2 separate regions of the Homo sapiens genome follow, and region 1 is linked to region 2. Evidence: chromatin contacts called from ENCODE Hi-C or POLR2A ChIA-PET data. All regions are on one chromosome and are shown on one strand. The core of a region is the stretch at or near the end of the contact, and the rest is flanking DNA. Distances in the headings are between cores, read along the strand shown.

What was found. Hi-C counts contacts between places; a loop is a spot of excess contacts on that map. ChIA-PET counts read pairs that join two places held with the same protein, here RNA polymerase II (POLR2A). Pooled maps may share reads with other maps.
Region 1: a loop to region 2 is called in a map with no recorded cell type, with 11 times the contacts of the local background. The contact joins the promoter of RASL11A here to the enhancer-like site in region 2. A Hi-C loop is called at or near these places in 3 of 37 single-sample maps with no recorded cell type and 2 of 50 pooled maps. POLR2A ChIA-PET finds 5 or more read pairs at or near these places in 4 of 52 experiments (H1, Panc1, WTC11 and 1 more).

The regions. Positions count from the first base shown.
Region 1 is chr13:27,268,991-27,273,791 of GRCh38, reverse strand. RASL11A (RAS like family 11 member A) reads right to left here and starts at 2,962. Exons shown (of 4, transcript NM_206827.2): 1 at 2,724-2,962; 2 at 2,252-2,308; 3 at 2,074-2,153; 4 at 1-765. The coding sequence starts at 2,847. The coding sequence ends at 298. RefSeq lists silencers at 2,562-2,791, 2,832-3,051 and an enhancer at 3,000-3,500.
Region 2 is chr13:27,225,449-27,230,597 of GRCh38, reverse strand. No RefSeq gene overlaps it. Among named protein-coding and RNA genes, the nearest start is that of LINC00412, 9.2 kb to the left of the region's middle. Within about 2 kb of position 3,462, at least 2 of the 41 ENCODE cell types and tissues checked have a DNase peak (open chromatin) inside an H3K27ac peak, as active enhancers do.

The sequences.
Region 1 (4,801 bases), core at 1,713-4,212, 44 kb before region 2:
AAAGACATTGAGAAAACAATGAGCAATGTTGCCATTTTGCCTTTAATGGAAAAGTGGCCAGCAGTTACAGTAAAAAAAAAAAAAAAAAAAAAAAAAAAAAAGTTCTTTTAATAAAACAAAACAAAATTTTATCCAGCTTCTAGGCAATCACTGTTTGAATTTTCAGAAATACACATGTACTTGAAAATCAATTTTTTTATAAAAATAAACTCTGAATGTGTGATTAAAAAGCGAGAAGCCCAGTCTTTTAGCTGCACAAATGCGTATTAAAAAGGAGAGGCATCTGTCTGAGATAGTTCACCCCAGTGCAGAGGGGGCTTTGACTTTGGGAGACAGAGCCTGCTTGAAGCGTCTCTTCAGGTCCTGCATGTTGGGAGAGCGGGGCCGAGGGATGATGGAGGCTCTTCTTCTTTCCCCACTGAGGCCGTGCATCTTGCTCACTTCTTTGCAGAGATGCTGAAACACATCACAGACATCTTCGTAGTTTTCGCTAGTGGAAATTTCAAGGAACAGGCTGCCCAGCTCATTGGCTAGCTGAATACCGTCCTGTGTCTGCACCTGCCGGGCATGCAAAAGGTCCCCCTTGTTGCCCACGATGATGACAGGGGCTTTAGAGTCAGGGTGGACCTTCCGGATGTGCTGATAAAGGGGTCGGATGGACAAGTAGCTGTCATAGTCTGTGATGGAATAGACCAGCAGAAAACCCTCGGCCCACTGCACGCATTTGGACAGGGAATCGACGACCTGGGGGAGGCTGTCTTGGATCTGAGAAAACATCAAAATGAGATCCAGTCAAGGAAACCCTCAGTGGGAGATAAACTCAAAACAACATCAAGGCAACCCTTGAAGAAACACTTGAAAAAGAAATCTCTAAATACAGTTTTCAGTTTCCACCCAGCTTCTGCAGAAGCAGGCTTTTGATATGGAAAGAACAGATTCCCAGGCAAACTCCCTGCCTGAGTTACTTTATTAGCTGTTATCCCTGCATTATTTTTAAACCCCTTGCTTGTCAGGCAGTCTCTGGTGAACCATGGCTGACTGAAGAATGACCTCAAACCAGAATGGCTCAAGTTTTAGGAAACACTAACTCATAATAAACAAAACTTTGAAAATAAGCCAAGATAAATATCTATTCCCAAACTCATAAAAACATTTTTAACATGCACTTCTTAAGAATGTTACAGAAAGAAATTCCTTTCTTAGGGTTCTTCCACAAGACCTTTCCTCTGGAGAACGGAGTAGCAATTAGTAACTGGTTAATAAACAAGTTACATTCTAGACCCTCTGCCAAGGGGTTATCTGATTGCAATTACTGACTTGAGGGAACAGCCATTAACAGCAGCAGTTCAGCAGTGCTTGGGCCGGGCGCTGTGGCTCATGCCTATAATCCCACCACTTTGGGAGGCCGAGGTGGGCGGATCACTTGAGGTCAGGAGTTCGAGACCAGCCTGGCCAACATAGTGAAACCCCATCTCTACTAATAAATAAATAAATAGATAAATAGCTGGGAGTTCCGGCGGGTGCCTGTAGTCCCAGCTACTCGGGAGACTGAAGCAGGAGAATCGAGGAGAATCGCTGGAACCTAGGAGGCGGAAGTTGCAGTGAGCTGAGATCCAGCCACTGCACTCCAGCCTGGGCAAGAGTGAAACTCCGTCTCAAAAAAAGCAGAGCTTGCCAGGGGAGAAGAGTCTCTCCCATCAGAATCCTACCTCTTTTTTTGTTTTGTTTTGTTTTGTTTTAAACGTTTTTTTCTTTGTTAATGGTTCCATGGCTACCTCCGGAAGAAATGGTGAGACCTGCTTAAGTAGTGATGGCCCACCAGGGTTGCAAAGTGAAGTTAAGTCAGGTGCTTAACAAGAGGAGGCTGCTTCTAACCATGCCTCCCCCTTAGAGAGTTTCTAACACCCCAACCACTGGCCCCACCTGTGGACAGCCCATTCCTCCCTCTAAACGCACAGGTCGGTTTAGATGCCTTGCTCAGACCCCTGCGCCCAGCATGGGCGCCCTACGTGCTGTGCCCACTGGGGTGGTCTCACGGGTGGGGGTGAGCTGTTTGCCCCTGGCGGTTCTTACCTGGACGCCCCCGGGAGTATCCTGGATCTGCAGGGAGAGCTGGTCCCCCTCGACATAGACCAGCCGTGAATACAGCTTGCCTGGAGAATGAAGTAGAGTTTGCTTTTTAATTCTCAAACTCCCATCCGTAAAAAGAAACACGCAAGCATAAAAGCAGGGAGCGTGAAAGTATTCTCACCTGTATTCGGTTCATAGTCTCCAATGAATCTCTTGGTCAGGAAGCGCACGATCATTGCTGAAAAGGAAATAGGAAAATCAACCGAAGGAGTAGAACAAGCCTGTCAAACCCAGGCACCTCGGACAAACTGGGGGGAGTGAAGGGTGCAGAACCGTGGGCACTGCTCGCTTCCAGAGGCTCCGCAAAGCCGTGGTGCCGCGGGCTTGGCCGCGAGTACGACTGGCGGGACACCTCTCCCGCACCCCATCCCCGAACAGGCGCCAATCCCGCCGAGATCCCAGGAGTAGATGCACCAGGAAACGCCAGGGAAGCAGGCCGGGACGGACCGGGACCCACCCAGCGCGAAAGCAGCCCGATTCTACCTGCACCCGCGCCCTCTGCTTCGGCCGAGGCGCCCTCTCTCCGCAGCGCCCCCAGTGGTCGCGGCCGGAGCCGGGGAGCGAAGCCGCCCGGGGGTCCCCGCCGCACTCACCGCTCTTGCCCACGCGGCCGGCGCCCAGCACCGCCAGTTTGATGTCCTTGGGCAGTAGGTAGTCCGAGGAGGACTCGGGGATGGGTGCGAGCAGAAAGTGCCCGGACATGCTGAGCGGCCGCATGGAGCGCGTCCCGGGGTCCGGCGCGCAATCCGAGAGGGCTGGGCCTCGCCGCACCCGGAGCCGGCTCGCCAGCTGGGAGTGCGGGACTAGAGGTCCGGGACCGCGGCGGCTGCCTGCAGAACTGTCAAGGCCCGCGGCTTTTAAAGGGCTTGGTGCGCCCGGGAGCGCGGCGGCCGTCCCAGCTCCTCCTCGTCTCCGCCCCTTCCCGGAGCGGCCGGGAGGGGCGGGAGCAGAGGCCGCGGAGCTGACTATCGCCGAGGCTGTGCGCTTCGCCGGGCTGCTAGCTGCTCGCGGCTCCAGGCGCTCTGCGGCAGGACTGCGGCTCCGGGGCTCAGACCCTGGAGATACGGCCACCGTCCAGAGCGCGCGAGTGGCCTCTAGTCAGGCATTCTGCGAGTCTCCTCGCCCCGCAGCAGCCAGCCGGAGTCACTAGACCTGTGGGTGAACTTGAGATAGGAGTTACGAGTTGACGAGAGAAGAAGAAAAAGTGCAATCAGTTGGATGTTTCTGCAACAATGGGACAGATTGCTGTAAAACGCTGCCCTTTTTATTTTTAAAAGGTGCTAAGGGGCTGGGCGCGGTGGCTTACGCCTGTAATCCCAGCACTTTGGGAGGCCCAGGTGGGCAAGATCATCTGCGGTCAGGAGTTCAAGACCAGCCTGGCCAACATGGCGAAACGCTGTCTCTACTAAAAATACAAAAATTAGCGGGGCGTGGTGGTGGGCGCCTGTAATCCCAACTACTCGGGAGGCTGAGGCAGCAGAATCGCTTGAACTAGGGAGGCGGAGGTTGCAGTGAGCCGAGATGGCACCACTGCACTCCAGCCTGGACCACAAGAGCGAAACTCCGTCTCAAAAAAAAAAAAAAAAGAAAGAAAAGAAAAGATGCTAAGGGGTAACATTAATATGGGAAAAGGGCGGGGGGCGGGGGGCAAGAGCTCTGAATTAGTATCAGTGGAGGCAACTGCAGTCACTGTGACCTTGCTAGGGATAGATGAAGTCCCCTTAGGGGCAGTGATGGTTAGCATCTCAGTATCCATGCCCAGCCCCTCCTCTGCAGGCAGGGGTTGCACTGGCTCATTCCTGAACACTCATGAGCACTCCACTGGCTGGGGGCCCTGGCCCTGCACTAAGTGTCCATCATTAATACTATCCTATGTGCTTGAGTCATGCATTTGCTTCAGTATCCAAATATTTACTTCTAGGTGCATGGTGGGGTCTAGGGTGGGGTGGGGGGCAGTGTGAGGAACAGGACACAGAGCTATAGACTGGTTCTTGGATTTCTGGAGCCCACCAGAAATAGCACAGCAGAAGCCTCAGGACTTTAACCTTGAACAGTTAGAAGACCTTCATGCCTCTGACCTCCTGTGTTCCAGCCTCACTTGCCTAATCGCCTATTAGACAGCCCCACCCTAATTCATACCTTTCTCTACCCTGGTTGTACCAGTTTTTGCTGCATGACAAGCCACACCAAACTAGATGGCTTAGAACAACAATCACTTACAGTTGTTGAGCCCTTTGATGCATCTGCAGGGAGCTTCCAGGTTCTGGAAGTGGGGGCTGGCTGCCCTTGGATAGCCTTACTCATGTCTGGCAGCTGTTGGCTGTGATGAGGGAGGGTAGTGACTGAGTTACATGTCTCTTCTCATTCAGCACGTTGGCCAGGGCCTGCCTTCATGGTAGCTGAGCAGAGTTCCAAGAGAGTGGGTGGAAATGGATAAGGCCTCTTGAGACCTAGGCCTTGAGAAGGAACCCATCCCTTCTGCTGCATTCTGTTGGCCAAAGCAAGTCATGGGGCCAGCCCATATTCAAGGAGTAGGGAAATACACTCCGCCCCTTTGTGGAAACAGCAGAAAAGTCACGTGTGAAAGGGCAAGGAAGCAGAGAGTGATGGAGAATGGGGTCCATTTTTGTAATTGACCATGCTAATGAATGTGTCTCCATCCACCCAGTGG
Region 2 (5,149 bases), core at 2,213-4,712:
GAAAAAAAAATTATGCACAGTTTACTATAAAACTACAAGAACTAATAAGTTCGTCCAAGTCACAGGATACAAAATCAATATACGAAAGTCAAATGTATTTCTGTATACCAGCATTTAATACTTTGAAACTTGGTCGGGCACAATTGCTCACACCTGTAATCTCAGCACTTTGGGAGGCCAAAGCAGGCAGATCATGAGGTCAGGAAGTCAGGTCCAGCCTGGCCAACTTGGTGAAACCCAATCTCTACTAAAAATACAAAAAAAAAATTAGCCAGGCGTGGTGGCATGCGCCTGTAATCCCAGCCGCTCAGAAGGCTGAGGCAGGAGAACTGCTTGAATCCGGGAGGTGGAGGTTGCAGTGAACCGAGATCACACTACTGCACTCCATCCTGGGCGGCAGAGCAAGTTTCCATCTAAAACAAAAAAAACAAAAACAAAAAAAACCCTAACAATAAGAAAAACATTCCATTCACAGTAGCATCAAAAAAGTATGCAATACTTAGGAACAAATTTAGCAAAAGCGCAATGCTTCTACTCTTAAGAAACATTGCTGAAAGAAATTAAAGAAGACCTAAATAAATGAAAGAACATAGTATATTTGTAGAGTGAAAGACTTAATATTGGTAAGATGGCAAAAATCCCCCAAATTGGTTTGCGTATTTAATGCAAATCCTATCAAAATCTCTGCTGACTTTTTTGGGGACTTTTTTTTTTTTTTTTTGAGACAGCACCTGGCTTTGTTACCCAGGCTGGAGTGCAGTGCCCCAGTCTTGGCTCACTGCAATCTCTGCCTCCAAGGCTTAAGTGATCCTCCTGCCTCAGTCCCCACAAGTAGCTGGGGCTATAGGCATGCGCCACCACACCTGGCTCATTTTTGTATTTTTTGTAGAGATGGGGTTTTGCCATGTTGGACAGGGTGGTGTCAAACTCCCAAGCTCAAGCGATCCACCTGCCTCAGCCTCCCAAAGTGCTGGGACTACAGAGCCACCACACCTGGCTGGGCATAAATTGATAAACTAAAATTCTTAGGAAATGAAAAGATCCCAGAATAGCCCAAAATAATCTTGAAAAATTGACTATAGTTTGAGAACTTAGACACACCCTCACTTCAAAATGTAATGCAAACCTATGGTAATCAATACAGTGTAGTATTGGCATAAGGATAAACTATAGACCAGTGAAATAAAATTGAGAACCCAGAAATAAACCCTTTCATTACAGTCGATTGATTTTTGACAAAGATGTCAAAATTCAATCGGAGAGAGTCTTTTCAAAAATGGTGCTGGGACAGTTAGACATCCATATGCAAAAAAAAAAAAAAACGTGAAATTGGCCTTCAGCCTCATACCATACACAAAAATCAACTCAAAATGCATCGCACACCTAAATTTAAGAGATACAACTGTAAACATTAGAATAAGACATGGCGTGTAAATCTGTGGTCTTAAGTTAGGCAATGATTTCTTATAAATGATAACAAAAGCACATTGGTAAAAAAAAATAATAAATTGGACTTTTGAATTTCAAAAACCACAAGAAAGTGAAAGATAACCCACAGAATGAGAGAAATATTTATAAATCATATATCCACTAAGAGACTTATATCCAGAATATATAAAGAACTCTTAACAACTTAATTGTTTTAATGGGCAGAGGACTTGAATAGATATTTCTAAAAAGAAGATACGTAAATCGCCAATAAGCACATGAAAAGATGACTAATGTTCTTAGTTGCCAAGGATATACAAATCAAAACCACAATGAGATACCACTTTATACTCACTGTAGTGGCTGTAATAAAAAAGATATAATAACAAGTGTCAGCAAGGATGTGGAGAAACTAGAACCCTCATGTTGCTGGTAAGAATGTAAAATGGTGCAGCCAGTTTGGAAAATAGTTTGAGAGTTTCTCAGAAGGTTAAACATAAGAGTTACCGTGTGACCCAGCTGTTCTACTCATAGGTATCCATCAAATATAAATGAAAACATTTTCACACAAAGATTTTTATGTGAATATGCAGAGCAGCAATATTCACAAAAGTAAAAAAGTGGAAACAACTCACATGTCCATCAGTTGGTGAATGGATAAACAAAATGTGATATATCTATACAATAGAATACTATTTGACAGTAAAAAGAAGTGAAATACTGAGACTTACTGCATGAATGAACCTCAAAAACATTATGCTTGGTGAAAGAAGCCAGACACAAAACAAAATGTACTGTATAATTCTATTTATATGACATATCTAGAATAGGTAACCATATAAGGACAGGAAGTATGGTTGCCTAAATGTGAGGTGAGGGGGGAGTAAGGACTGACAGCTACTGGGCACAAAGTTTATTGTGGGGATGATGGAAATGGTCTAAAATTAGATTGTTGTGATGGATACACAACTTTGTGAACATAGCAAAAACCATTGAAATGGGTTAATTTTATGGCATGTAAATTATGTCTCAATAAATCTATTTAAAACAGATAAACACTGGCTCTTGTCCTGGGAGGGCTGTGCTCTGAATGACAGCAGGACATAGCAGTGAGGTAACAATATGCCCACTGGGACCTTGGAAGCAGAGTGTTATGATAGTAGGGTAGTGGATTTCAGCATTGCCGTTTTTTATTTTCCCTCAAATGTTTTAATTCATTTTTGTGAAAAGCATGGAAGAGGTATTACAAATTTTTTAGCAGTACCTCTCATCCACATTTCAAAAAAAAGTCCTATTCTAGAATTTTGAATGGGTGGCATTTTATGTTAATGACCAAAGAATTTGTCTTTAACCTCTGTTGGCAGAATTTCAGGATTTTGTTACAAGGGGTCACAAGGTGTTGGGGAAAGGACTTTGGCTTACAGGTCTGGAGACTGTCATCAGCCAAGTGGCTGGCTGTGGGCAAATCTGCATTTCTCCACTATGCTCCAGCCTTTTTAGGGGAGCTTTGTGGATTTGGCTCACCAAGGTTCCTTTATCATCTACACTTATATGCAATAGGTAGCATTGTTTCTGTTCTCAACAGCTGAGGTAGCTATTAATTCTAGAAGGAGGTTAGAGCCAGTGTAAATTTCTGGTGGGAGTGGGGTCCTGCATGCAACCTTCCTCCGGGTGCTCTTCCTTCCTGGGTGCATCCACCCTCCTAGGGTGCATCTGGAAAAATGCTCCAACCTTTCAAGGTTTGGGGCTTTCCTCTGTGAAACTTAGCAATCTTCCTTTTAAAATTTTTAAAAATTTCTGTTGACTTTTTATTTTGAGATAATTATAGATTCACAGGAAGCTGCAAAAATAGAACAAAGAGGTATTTTGTGCCCTTCAACCAGTTTCCCCCTGTGGTTACTTTTTACCTACCTACAGCACAATATCAAAATCAGAAAACTGACTTTGGTACAACATATGTGGATAGTTCTATGCCATTGTATCACATGCGGAGGTTCCTGCACGAGTGCACACCACTACTTCATGACACAGAACTATTCCAACACCTGACAGCTCCCTTGTGTTACCCTTTTCAGTTACACCACCCCTTTCTTTCACCATACCTGGCAACTACTAATCTTTCATCTCTGTAATGTGTGATAGTGAGAATGTTAAATAAGTGGAACTGTAGAGTACATCAGCTTTTTTTTCCTTTTTTTTTTTTTTTTTTTTTTACTCATATGATGCCCTTGAGATCCACCTAAGTTGTGTTTATCAACAGTTTGGTTTCCTTTCATTGCTTGGTAGTATTCCATGGTTTGGATGTGCCAGTTTAACCATTTACACATTGAAAGACATTTTGATTGTTTACACTTTGGGGCTATTTTATCAGCATTACCCTTATGAAAGTAGGAAAGCTTTAACTAATGCTCTTGGAACCCAGGACACAAAAATGAGAAACTACTAACTACAAAAGGAGAGGTAAACCCTGTTCTAATTGAATGAGAAAGGAGCTATTCGGGTTGACAAGTTTCTGGGAGAAAATTAAGCTCTCAAGTTCAAGAACCTCAGGTTCCTTCATGCCTTCCTCAGTAGTATGCACCCTCTTCTCCGTCATCATTCACCATTCAAACAAGAAATAAGACAATTTTTTTAAAAATTGTGAGGTCCTGGTGAAGTGTGGTGGCTCATGCCTGTAATCCCAACACTTTCAGGCGGGCGGATCACCTAAGGTCAGGAGTTCGAGACCAGCCTGACCAACATGGTGAAACCACGTCTCTACTAAAAATACAAAAAGTAGCCACACATGGTGGCAGGCACCTGTAATTCCAGCTACTTGGGAAGCTGAGGCAGGAGAATTGCTTGAACCTGGGAGGTGGAGGTTGCAGTGAGCTGAGATCACACCACTGCACTCCAGCTTGGGCAACAGAGCGAGTCTCTGTCTCAAAAAAAAGAAAAAAGGGCCGAGCACATTGGCTTATGCCTATGATCCCAGCAGTTTGGGAGGCCAAGGTGGGTGGATTGCCTGAGGTCAGGAGTTTGAGACCAGCCTGGCCAACATGGTGAAACCCTGTCTCTACTAAAAATACAAAAATTAGCTGGGCGTGGTAGCGCATGCCTGTAATCCCAGCTGCTCAGGAGGCTGAGGCAGGAGAATCGCTTGAACCTGGGAGGCAGAGGTTGCAGTGAGCTGAGATCATGCCACTGCACTCCAGCCTGGGCCACAAGAGTGAAACTCCGTCTCAAAAAAAAAAAAAATTGTAAGGTCCTTTTCTTATATAAAAAAAGTTCTGTGTGTAACATATTCATTCATCCATTTCTTATTAAGTGATTCATTGTGTGCCTCTATGATACTGGGACCTGCTCTTAAGATGGGAACAAGTCCATGCCTTTGGGGAAATTATATAATCTCTAGGGAGACAGACGCTAAACTAAGAAGATTATTTTAAAAGAATTTCATATGTGGTATGAAGGACCAGCTGAGGCTACCAGAACATCAACAACATGATCTTTAATCTGAAAGATCAGGACAAATTATCCAGGGTAGGAGGCATAAAACCATAGGAGTGAGTGAGAGAACAGCACAGGGGCATAAGATTCAACACATTTTGAATCATTACCTGAATTATGACTACATACCCTTGGAAAGTACTCGTTTTATCAGAAGATACAAAATTGTGAACAAGTTATTTATACAGACCAATGATATATGGTGTAGGAAAAAGATGTACAAATTTCTATA